2 separate regions of the Homo sapiens genome follow, and region 2 is linked to region 1. A link is a loop called in an ENCODE intact Hi-C map of the cell type or tissue named here. Cell type or tissue: Calu3. All regions are shown on one strand. Each heading gives the region's core, and the rest is flanking DNA. Links, peaks and the distances in the headings are about the cores only.

The links. Peaks named below come from ENCODE experiments on the same cell type or tissue, not always from the same donor. Only the 100,000 strongest peaks of a DNase experiment are listed, where the experiment ranks them.
Region 2: it touches region 1 in a loop (7-fold over the local background); 18 of 110 quality-filtered maps call a loop at or near these places.

The regions. Positions count from the first base shown.
Region 1 is chr13:53,247,349-53,253,724 of GRCh38, reverse strand. No RefSeq gene overlaps it. Among named protein-coding and RNA genes, the nearest start is that of LINC01065, 99 kb to the right of the region's middle. In Calu3, for the core only: no CTCF peak of the experiment used is centred there; a DNase peak (open chromatin) is centred at 3,244.
Region 2 is chr13:53,780,001-53,785,688 of GRCh38, reverse strand. No RefSeq gene overlaps it. Among named protein-coding and RNA genes, the nearest start is that of LINC00558, 33 kb to the left of the region's middle. RefSeq lists a silencer at 2,861-3,155. In Calu3, for the core only: a CTCF peak has its summit at 3,109 (motif pointing left); a DNase peak (open chromatin) is centred at 3,068.

The sequences.
Region 1 (6,376 bases), core at 855-5,854:
ACAGAAAATAAATCAGAAAGCAATTCCTGTGTATCAATCAGAAGAGTCTAGGTTTTGCAGTAATAACAAATAATCCCAAAATCTCAACAGCTTGGCACAACAAAAGTTCACTTCTTACTTCTACTAAATGCCCAACATGAAGTTACATATACAATATGAGTTGGAAAGGTGGCTTTGCCCATTAAGATCACTTCAGGGACTCAGGCTGACAATAGCTCCATCTCTAAAAATCTTCCAGAGTGACCTAGGTGGGGAGAACAGAATACAACCATTCAGACCAGATTCTTAGAGCTTCTGCCTGAAAGTGACACATAATTCCTTTCACTCACATTCTCTGGCCAAAGCAAATCATCTAATGTCAAGAGAGCAGCAAAAGGGGGCAGGAAGGAAAAAGAACCAGAAATATGCAGTGAATTGCACTAATGATATCAATGCCCCCTTCCTCCTTCCTCATGGTTAATTATAAACTTATGTTTATAAGTAAGTAAACATGTTTAAATGTTTAAATGTAAGTAATTAGTGCTCCCTTACATTGGGCATACCAAATAGTTCTTGTCAACTTATTCTCACAGATTTACTTGAACCACAAGCTGCCTCTGTTGAGACAGCAAGTATTACTGTGCCCCTTTGATTAACAAGGAAAATGAAGAGAAAAGAGATGGAAGAATCCTTGCCAGTATCATTCAGAAGTGGAATAGAAGGAAACTCCTTGGCCTCTACCTGTTGATTTACCCATTTCAATCCTATCTCACCACTACCTAGAAGAAGTAAACAGAACCAAATAAAGCAAATTCCTGCAGAAACCAGAGATGCCTGTTTTTCCTGGGTCCCAGCAATGACGAAGGTAACTAGAGCAAGCCATCCTGTTCTCTTCCTTTGTGCTAGGCAAATATTAAATCCCTGGGTCTGAACCATGCTAATGAGATGAAGTTCTACAGTGCCACTGGGAAAGTTCTGAGTCCTCCAGGAATGAATGCGGTTAGAAAAGTTGATTCTTTGTAGGTTCACAACTCTGAAAGTAATTCACTGGAGTTTTCCTGTCTGCTTATAATTGCAAAGTCTGAAATGGAAGCATTTGCAAGGATAACTAAACCACACCAATATGATTCCCTAAAGGTAGCACTTTGCTAGTGAATGTTATAGGCTAACTAAGCTAGCTGATTGGAGGACTGAAATATCTTCCAGACAATTCAAGAAAACTCAAAGAACATCAATTTCAATGGCTTGGTTGTATGATGGGGCTTATAGGCCCAGTGCAGATAATGGACTTCATGCTTCACAAGTTAGTGACTACCAAAGCATTTTCTGAGCCTTTTTTTCACTTCTTTGATCACAGATCCTCTTTGTGGGAAAGCAAGTCCAAATACCATAAAGGAAGGATATGCAGTAACATAATATAAAATATCTTATATTGTAGAATGGGCCACTTTCTTTCAAGCACCAGGGTTTGTTCTCATCATCCTAACAATTATTACTCCAAACTATTAAAATCCTGCTGCAGTAATGATTAGCTTTAAATAACAAAAAAAAAAAAGTACAAGTAACCCAAAAGTCTATGTGGTTTGGTAGGCACATAGACTTTCAAATATGTGAGTGGGCATGTGAAATGTTAGAAAAGGAAATAGATACATGGTTTTCCCAGGAACAAATGAAGCTGTGGAAAATGCCACAATCTCCTCTCCTTTTTGCTTTTTGCATAGATTTCAGATTCTAAATCCAAATAAAATCTAGCAATGTTTCCTAAATAAAACAGAAATCAGAAGCTTAGCCTAGACTTAAACACTGACTGAGGTTTCCATATACTGACTGACCCTGAACTCAGTGTGTGACTCAAATTTTTAAAAAAGAAAAAGAAGGAAAAATGTACTCAGCCGGTGGCCTGCACTCTGAAATCTCATGGGTGACTTGGAGCAGTCTTCATTTCCTGCTTTCTTCTGAGGGTGATTTAGCCTTAGCTATTTCTGAAGGCTTGGGAACAGAGATAAAGATTATCTCTCTTCCTGCCCATTTCTCCATCAGTTCTGAGCTATATATCTGGGGTCCAAGACATATATGTCCTCGTCCTGGATATTGAATTCTGTGCTCACCTTGTATATCACTCACTTGCTGCATTTCCTTACCATCGTTTCTTTCTTTCTTCCTTCCTTTCCTTCTCCCCCACCCCACTCCTTTTGAGAGAGGCTGCCAGGCCATTTTAGAGCATAAAGATGAAAATGAATCTAACTTCAGTATGTAGGCCACTCTCTTTGGAATATTTAAATGAGATAAATGATCCTGGTCTGAGCACCAGTTCCCTGAAATATTGCAGTGCCAAGAGCCATGTAGAGCTGTCACTCTGAAGAATGACTTCCAAGCCACCATCCTGCTGTCCTGCAGTCCTTCCACCCCCAGCACCCTCACACCAATGTGTATTTCCTGCAGGAGGTGGGAAGGCAAGCCCATTCATACTGCTTGGGGCCAAAATCAACTAAGAAACAGGTATTCCCTTAGAACAAGCTAGCACACACTTACCCACACAAACCCAAGGTTTGAAGTGAGGAACTGAAACTGCAGTAGTGTCTTCCACAAAATGGATGCGGATTTGTATTCATTGCAAATGTCTCCAATAGCCAGCAAAGCTGTGAGGATGCATGATCCCTCTAAATTGGACTATTGTATTCAAGCTGTCATTTTTCATTTTTAAAATCCAGGTCCCTTAAGTAATCAGTAACCTTGTAAAAAAACTGAACACTGAAGCACAGGTCTGCTGAAAGTCCTCTGAGAAACTAGAAAACTTGGTGAAAATATATAAACATCAGTGCCCACACTGCACCCCTCCGCCTCCTCCAGTGTTCCTCATCCTTTCCTTCTGTCTTCACTTTGAATGTTTCACAAAGTTGAGACAGGTTTAGGTTATCACTCAAATGCTGTGACTCGAACTCGGGGAAATTGTTCCTGTAATGGAGTTCTCAATTTATTGGTCAATTTCACCTTGATTTTGTGTCACTGTTAGCTTTGCTAGCCCTTCAGCTTGTATTACATGCTCGAAAAATGTGAAACATTTTCAAATATTTTAAATATCACAGATAATTTTATTCAGCTCATAATCTCCTTCTGGAAAGATAAATAAAAATAATTAAAAAAAAAAAAGGAGATTCTTCGCCTCTGTACTTGACTTTTCATAAATAGCTAAAATCTGCCACCTTCTGGATTTTCCAGGATAGCTACCACATAAAGTAGCCTCCTATTCTTTATCACTTGCCCAGATAGTCTTTAACTATGCAGTGACACTGCCATCTAGTGGGCATTTTCTAGACTATTAATTCAGCAGAAATGTATAAAAGAACGTGGTTTTTTTGAGGAAGCAAATATTCATTTAGATCAATGTACTCGAATTACAATGACCAAAAGAAAACAAACTTTATAAAGTTTATTGAGAGTTGAATCTAAAAGTCAGAATTTATAAAATACATTTTCAGCATGGAAATAAGAAGATATTTATGGTCAAATTAATACAGCCTCATGAAAAATGCATTTTTACTTCAAATGACAATAAAGAATACCCTCATTAGAACCATGGTAACTTCATTCTCCACCTAAAAAAGATGGAGAAATTGAGCTATTTTTCAGTGTTTTTACTTTGTCAGAGAAATAGATTAAATCATATGAGTGGTTTAAACTCAGTTCTTATGTTGCAATGAAAATAAGATCAATACTTTTTTTTAAAACAATTTCTAGGCACTGCACTTTAGACCCATTCTTGAATTTCTTCCGTGCCTTTAGGAGAAACCATTTCAAAGAGCATCAGAGGCCAGCAATGTCTGACTTACTGGTCATTACCCAGTTTCATCCCCAGGAATCAGGTCACAGTGAGAGCAGAATGTAGGATCAGATGGGACCCCTATTTGTGATGTTTCAAGGATGTAATTTCATTGCTTTCTCCTCTCATATGTTTTGAAATCTCCTGGGAGTCCTCCTTTGGTAAGATGAAAAGGTTTCAGGGGATCTTTGCCCCCCATGTCAGAAACTGTGACTGCAGCTGTGCACTCTGGTTTGGTGAGTTGTCAGGAATTTAACAAACTATCTCGGCTGCTGTAAATCTACTTTGCGCTTGAAACACAGTAAAGCATTTACTGTATATTCACAATCTGGCACCAAATTTAGTTTCAGAAAATCAAAATCAATTTAAAGTTTTTACTGACAGAGAGAAATAAGCACACCATCCTCATCCTTCTTCATGTCTTCTTTCCCATATATGGGAGGGCATCTGCCTGGCCTCGTCTTTTCACATGCTGCAGCCCTAAACAATTCCCTGGAGCCTTTGTTCTTCATGGTGGTCACATGATGCCAGCCTGGGAGCACTGACTGGCTCAACTCTGTGGAAGTACAGGTAGCCTCAGGTCACTTGTCAACCCCATCAACATGGTCACAGAGAAACCTTCACCCTGGTGCCATCTCATCTCTCCTTCTTTAGCTGTTAGTTGGTTTGCTGTTTGTGGAGAAGGGGTTAGGGTTAAACACATAAAATAAGTTGAGTTGACCACCCAGGAAAAGAAACACTGCATTGAAGCCAGCCCCAAACCTCACAGTATTTTAAAATTTGGAAACACAAGCAGCAGAAGCTTGATCTGGCTGAACTCCCAAGCCATTTGGGAATCAGAGGTAAGGATTTCAGTAATGCTTCTGCTCAGGGTATTATTAGCAACACCATCTCTAGGCAGATATTGATCACAGAGGAACTACTACATGTTTTAATTCCTCTCTCCTTTCTCTCCCCCAACTGCAGGTGACCTGCCCGCATAGCCCATTTTCAGGTCTGCTTTGACGGGGGATGAAAACACACGCAGATTGGGGTGAGGGGCTGAGAAGGGGATGCTGTGGCTAGACAAGCAGCTCCAGGGCTTTGGTGACATTTTGACTGCACATAGATGAGACTTAGATTTTGAGTTTCTGCCTGTTAGTGCCCTCCATGAGATGACCCTAGCTTTGTGATCTCTGGGGCCGTAAGCATTGTCCTCACAAAACTCCGTATCTCATCACCAGCCCCCTTCAAAGGGAAAAATAAAGTAGAGGTCAGGAAGATTATTTGCACTGGCTAACCGTGGGTGCTACTCTAGCTCTCAGCTGTTGGGTAACTTAGGTATTGTAACATGTTAGGGACCCAAGATGGAGGCATGAGTAGGTTCTTTGGACAAGGTATCACAACAGCAGCTACCCACAGTGGGCTAGGCTGGTGGCAAGAAGAGTTGGGGGGTCAGAAGATGCTTTTCCTGGAGATTAGGCCTCAGAGTGAGGGTTGTCCATTTCTAATTTATTACAAAAGTATATCCCGATAATTCTTCTATGCCAAACAGTGCTAAACACCAAGGATTCAAAATGTCTCCTGGATTCAAAGGGCTCTCAGGCTAGAAGGAGAATCAACACTTTTATAACTAACTGTACAACAAATTGGCAAGTGGAAAGAACAAAGAAGTATGGGAGTGAAAAGGATGGAGTAACTAACTTTTCTGGAAAGAGTCAGAGAAAATATCACAGAGAAGGTGTCATCAATAAGGCCTTGAATTTTAAAAAGGGAGGGATGGAGGTGCTAACAACTCAGGAAAAGTACATGTGCAAAGGCAGAGAGGCCAGGGCACTCATGCAGGTCTGGAGAGCTGAGGCAGAAGAAGCCTGAGTTGATGTGATGGGTGAGGCCTGCAGAAACCAGTGGTCCCTCTCAGCTAGAAACTAAATATCTTACAAAAAAGTGTGGCAATAGGGAGCTGGCAGAATTCTTCAAGCAGGAAAGTATATTTGAGATTAACTTTGGCAGTAGTAATGAGAAAGGCTTGGAGTGTGTATTAGTCCATTTTCACGCTGCTGATGAAGACATGCCAGAGACTGGGCAATTTACAAAAGAAAGAAGTTTAATGGACTTACAGTTCCACATGGCTGAGGAAGCCTCATAATCATGGCGGAAGGCAAGGAGGAGCATGTCACGTCTTACATGGATGGCAGCAGGCAAAGAGAGAGAGCATATGCAGGGAAACTCCAATTTTTAAAACCATCAGATCTCGTGAGACTTATTCACTATCACGAGAACAGCACAGGAAAGATCCACTGCCATGATTCAATTATCTCCCACTAGTCCCACCCACAATGCACAGTAATTATGGGAGCTACAAGATGAGATTTGGGTGGGGACAGAGAGCCAAACCATATCAGAGTGACAAGCTGGGGGCCAGTAGACCAGTAAGAGGCTATTCCAATGGTCCAGGTGAGAAATGATAAGATCTTTAACCTTAGACAAAGAATTAGAAATAGTGAATAAAAGAGAGTTTTAGGAGCAAAGTCCAAAGCAAAATCGAAAAAATCTTATTGGAGATGAAAGTTAAGGGCAAGATGGTTAACTTACATA
Region 2 (5,688 bases), core at 1-5,000, 530 kb before region 1:
TTGACAACACAACCACCTGCCACTGTCTTCCCTATTTCCTCCACACCATCCTGATCCCTGCCTCAAGCCACTTTATCCCTGTTGCTCAAGACCCAGTATGCTAGAATCCAATGTTTTTTTGGCAGCTAACACTGTGAAAAAAGATTTAGCTATGTTCACCCGGATTGTGGAACAGGGAGAGGCTGGGGTATCAATTAGGGAATTGGCTCAATTTTAGAAAGGATAAAAGGAGTGGCAGCACTGCTTTCTACCACCACAGTTACAAATGTGTATTTTTCCAGTTTTTGGTCAAGCAACCATGGAAGAGAGAGGCAAATTAGCTTTGATTTTTTTTTAATTGTTAAAGAAATTCTTCAACTGTAAGAATTTGCATGTACCTGCTGATATAGTTTGGATATGTGTCCTCACCCAAATCTCATGTTGAATTGTAATCCCCAGTATTGGAGGTAGGGCCTGGTGGGAGGTAATTGGATCATGGGGGTGGATTTCTCATGAATGGTTTAGCACCTTCCCCTTGGTGCCGTCCCTGTGATAGTGACTTCTTGCTAGATCTGGCAGTTTAGAAGTGTGGTACCTCTCTCTCTCTCTGGCTCCTGCCTTTGCTGTGTGATATGCCTATTCCCACTTCGTCTTCTGCCATGACTGTAAGCTTCCTAGAGGCCTCCCCAGAAGCAGATGCCAGTGTGATTCTTCCTGTACAGCCTGCAGAATCATGAGCCTACTAAACCTCTTTTCTTGTAAATTACCCATTCTCAGGTACTTCTTTATAGCCATGCAAGAATGTCCTAATACACCTGCCAAAAGGTTTCACTCAGAGAATCAAAACGCTGCCATCTGAACTCAGAATGCACAACAACCCATGTCGAGGACAGAAATCGTTGTATAACAATCACCTAGATTATGGGTCAGACAGGTGGGGCCGAGAGATGACAGCAGTGGAAGTGGCCCCTCATCACCCTGTGGTTGCAGGGTTACACACAAATGTAATTAAGGGCCTGGCTGGTGTGCTTCTGGTCTCAAGGTTAATTAACCACAGGAAAATGACACCTTCAGGTGTCCCTTTTCAAAACAGCTCTCACAGGAAGAAACATGACTTTAAACTGACAGCACTGACATTGCCAGAGAGTGTCGTTGAAATCAGCAGAGGTGAAAACAAAGACTGACATAGGTTACTGCACTGCTGACAGGGTGGAAAAAGGACACATCCTTCCTTCCTTTGGTAGAAATAACACTTAAACTGAGAAAAACTCACCCATGATGCCCCACTGTTGAGTGGGAGCATCACCCATGATTAACTGCACATGGAAAGCTCTATCCTCCATCCTGCTCCCTCCACTCGATCCCCCTCAAGGCTGGCATTACTGAGCCCCACGTGCTGACCCCAACACAGCCACTCCACACTCCCAGGACTCTCCGACTCATTTCAGACAGAGTCAGCATAATGGGGTGACTAAAACCCCTAACTCCCAGTAGATACCGAGACCTAACTTCAAGCTCCTTTCCTTCCTGAAGGTTTATTTTTTTCCCATTTAAGACCTTTCTTAAATTTTGCATCTTTTCTGTATTCCAATTATCAAGCTATATCCAGATGGATCTTGCATGTCCATATGACCTGGAAGAGGCACATTTAGTGAGAAAGAAAGAAGCTTTCTGGTTCTCAACACTGAAAATCCTTCAGTTTTTTGGCAGGTGTACTTGCCTGCCTGTGCAACTGAGCCTGTACTACCTGCTAAGGTGTGCAGTGAGGGGGGCAGAAAGAGGACTTTTTCTAGGGTGACTGGCACCCAAGCAGCCAGCACAGGACCCCTCTCAGGTTTCTCTGAGCACTGAGTACAGTGTGTTTGTGCTCTGCTCCCTCTCCAACCAAATCCCCTCTGCTATCAATTTGTAAACAACTCAGCTCTGCCTGCATAATATGTGAGCAGGCAATGCCAGCGCCACACTGTGCCCTTCCCTGTTCCCGGCCAAGTGCACCTGCTGCCCAGGGCTCTGGCTGCTGCTGCTGCTACTGCAGTTATTATGCTCTGCCATCGCCGGCCCTGCAGCTCGCTGGGCTGGCGGCACATCTTCAGCATGGGGAGGAATGTTTATTAGTTTTAATTGGTGGACACGGCTGGACAGTGACATTTGGGGAGTATTGCATGTCATTCATCCTGCACCAGGTGCCGGCTGCGATGGCAGATGTAGGTGGGTCAACTTAGAATACAACCTACGGATTATTGCCTTTCCAGAAGAAGGCAGCTGCTGTGCCTCTCCCCTACCTATGGGAGCACACACTTTTTCCTTTCTTTTTATACCTCTTGTGCTTTCCTAAGTGGAGAGGTTTTATTTATTCTGAAATACAATGGTTGGTCTGATTAAAAAAAAAAATCCCCTCTCCACAACTCATAAAATATACTCTATAAATGCAAGTACCTTTCTTTGTGCTTGACCAAAGAATCGCCCTGACTTTACTGTTAATATTCCATATGTTGCAAAAACTCATATATTCTGGGTGACGGCCTGGATATCAACTTAGCAAATATTTCTATATACAAATACAATGTTTTGCTTTCAAATTCTACTCCTACTTAACTCTGTATCTAACCTCTCACTGTTAAGAATCCTCAAGCTGTATGCTTTTCAATCTAACAAATTTAGCATTTCCATGTTTAGCTGCTCTTTGACTTTATGTTGCTTTATTGCTCCTCTTCCTACAAGGTTCAGGCAACGATGCCCATAGCAGAGTCAGGTGGAAACATTAGAAATCCTTCCAAGCAGCAATGGATATGTGAGTTGCCAGCTGTCTCCCTTGGACGCACTAGTCCTGGACAATGGCACAGAAACACACATACAAAGCCTAACCTCAGGAAACGGTCATTTTTTTCAGGATTCCTTCCTCTACTTCAGCCCATCAGCAAAGCATTGGTTTCACCAGACCATCGGAAGCCGAGAACTTGGCTTAAAGTTGTTGCTTTATGCTTTAATGATGGTGGTGTGTCTCATATATAGCTTCTGCTTGTTTATACATTTATATCAGCCTCAGCTGCTGCGGGAATGAGCTGAGTGCTTAGTGGAAGTTTCGAAAGCGCAGCACCAGAAACTAAAACTCTTCTGCCACCTAGCGGTAAAGTAAAAGCTGCAATCATTGGAAAATGTTAAAACGTCTGTAGGACTTGGGATATCAACTTGTTAAACTTTGGCTTCACATTAAAAGGACACAATATAAACATATACCCCATGTCCTCAAAAATAGTAATTAAAAGTGACCTAAAAGTAATGTTTTAATGAAGCCAGACCTCTAAACAGTAAACTACTAAAGACAATGTCCTGTGCTGATAAATAATTGCAGCGCTCTGAATTGCTGATTTACAAAACAAAGTGACCCAAGAAAATAAAATCGCTATATTCAATTTCATTTCCAGATTATCACAGTTTATTTTTCTTCTTTAACCATCGGTTTTTAGCTGTACACTATTCAAAAGTGGAGGGCGAGCTTGGAGTGTGTTTGTGAGTGAAATGAAGGTTATTTGCTTTGAAAAACCTACAGCTCATGTTATAGCGTAGAGTATGCACAGCCACAGAAGGTGGCGCTTGCCCTGAAACATGAGGAAAGAGGGAAAGAAAGTTCAGGATCTGTGAAACTCACACGTAACAGTAGAATTACTGAATCCTGTCTTTATTTGATTTTAAATGATGACACAAAATAAATACTGTAAAATAAAGCAACAAATTATTAAAACACTTCCAAATTGCTGCTGAATGGGTCGATGCCATTGTTTTGACACAAGTAAATGTGAGGTCTAACGAAATCGCTCTATACATGATGGGAAGTTGATGTGTCTTCACAAAACAACAGGGTTTGAGGAAAGATGAGTACCTGGAAGCATCTTAGGAAAACACTCTGAGTAGCAGATGGCATGGTTTCTTATGGATGCTTAGCATTCAACGGAGAGAGAGATTTAGATAATGCTAACAGTGTAGAAATTGCAGAATCAAGTATCTTCCCTCTAAAAACGTAAAATAAGAAAACAAAACCTATGCATAATTTAAGGATGCCCCAGGACAGTTTTAAATTATGCAATCCACATATCCATGCTTAATGTATTCCTTGCGTACTTCATGACACTGATCACCACCCCCTCCAACACACACACACACGCACACACATACACACACTTTATTTCTGAAAAGAGTTAAAGAAGCAAGTCTGTATCTACTATGTAACATTCATTTCTAAAGCAAATATACCGGTGAGCAGGGAGGCACGAAGGCATTTGCTAACTAAATGCTTCTTTTATCAACTCAGTGGTCTTCTCTGTTCTGAAAGCTTCTCAAACGTGTATAATGGCATTAAAAGCACTTTCAATAAAGTTCATTACCTTAGTGGTCCTTCCCATCTTCATGTGAAATTAACTGTATCTCCTATATGTACATCTACTTAAAGGAGTAATTTAATGGCAATAACATCTATATCTAAGAGGGTTATGTTTCCCTTGGACCCGCTTCACTCTTAGAAACCTCTTTATGCTGTTTAGAATAAAAACCAGAAATGCTGTTTTCCTTCTGTTTTAGGCAAATAATGAAGAAAGTAACAAAAGAGGAAAATCAAATGATTTTAAAAGCCATAATCCTAGAAAATAGTAATGCCATAATACTTTAAAATGAATACTCAATGGAGGAGGAAGATAAATAGAATACAGTTATGCTTGATTCTCATTAAATATTCTCTAAAACATTTATTTAATCTTTCATCTTATGCTGTCTTCTCATCTTCTCATTTTTGCCCCTCTAAACACACATACACACAGAGAATCTTGGCCCATCTCTTTATTTTGACAAATCAGTGTTGCCTCCCTATTTTCACACACTTTTTCCAGGTTTGTATTCTTACCCCATGGTAGAAGGGGCTGTATCATAAACATTAATTACCCTTCCTTTAATGAGCAGAGCCTGGATTTTTTTTTTAACACTTGAATCAGGAAAGACTGACCTTCTGCTCAGCTCCACTACTAAATTTCATTTTGCCTAATTATTATATTATATTAAGGGGTGGGTATATGGCCCAGGTCATCTCAGTATAATAGGAGGTATGCAGAAGAAGGGGGTTGGTGGGGGACAGTCAGGACTCTGGATTCCTAAGACTAAACACCAGGAATAGAACAACTTCTTTATTGTTTTCATAGATTTAGGGGGTAAAAGTGCAGTTTTGTCACATAGATATATTGTATAGTAGTGAAGTCTGAGCTTTTAGTGTACCCATTACCCAAACAGTGAACATTGTACCCAATAGGTAATTTTTCAACCCTCATTTCCCTCCCACCCTCCTATGTTTTGGAGTCTCAAATGTCCATTTTTTCACTATATGTCCATGTGTACCCATTTAGATATATCTTTTGAAGTTGTCCCAGTGATCTTAGATCTCTGAAGGAAAGCAGTCTTTAGGATAACTGTAGAAGATGCAGGGACTTTGAGTCTGTGATGAGATTGAACCCTGGAGATAAGCTATCCCAGAGCCTCTGACCTTCAAATAAAAGTGAACCAGGATTTTAGTATTCTTCGTCCAAATGGGTCTAACTTATTCCTTTGCCCAAAGACATGCAGCTGAGGAGACTAAAGATAAATCTAGAATTCATTCTCTTCCAATACTGGCTGATTCTAAAACTTTTACCTTTTCTACGATACTCCCTGAAATTATACTAACTGTAT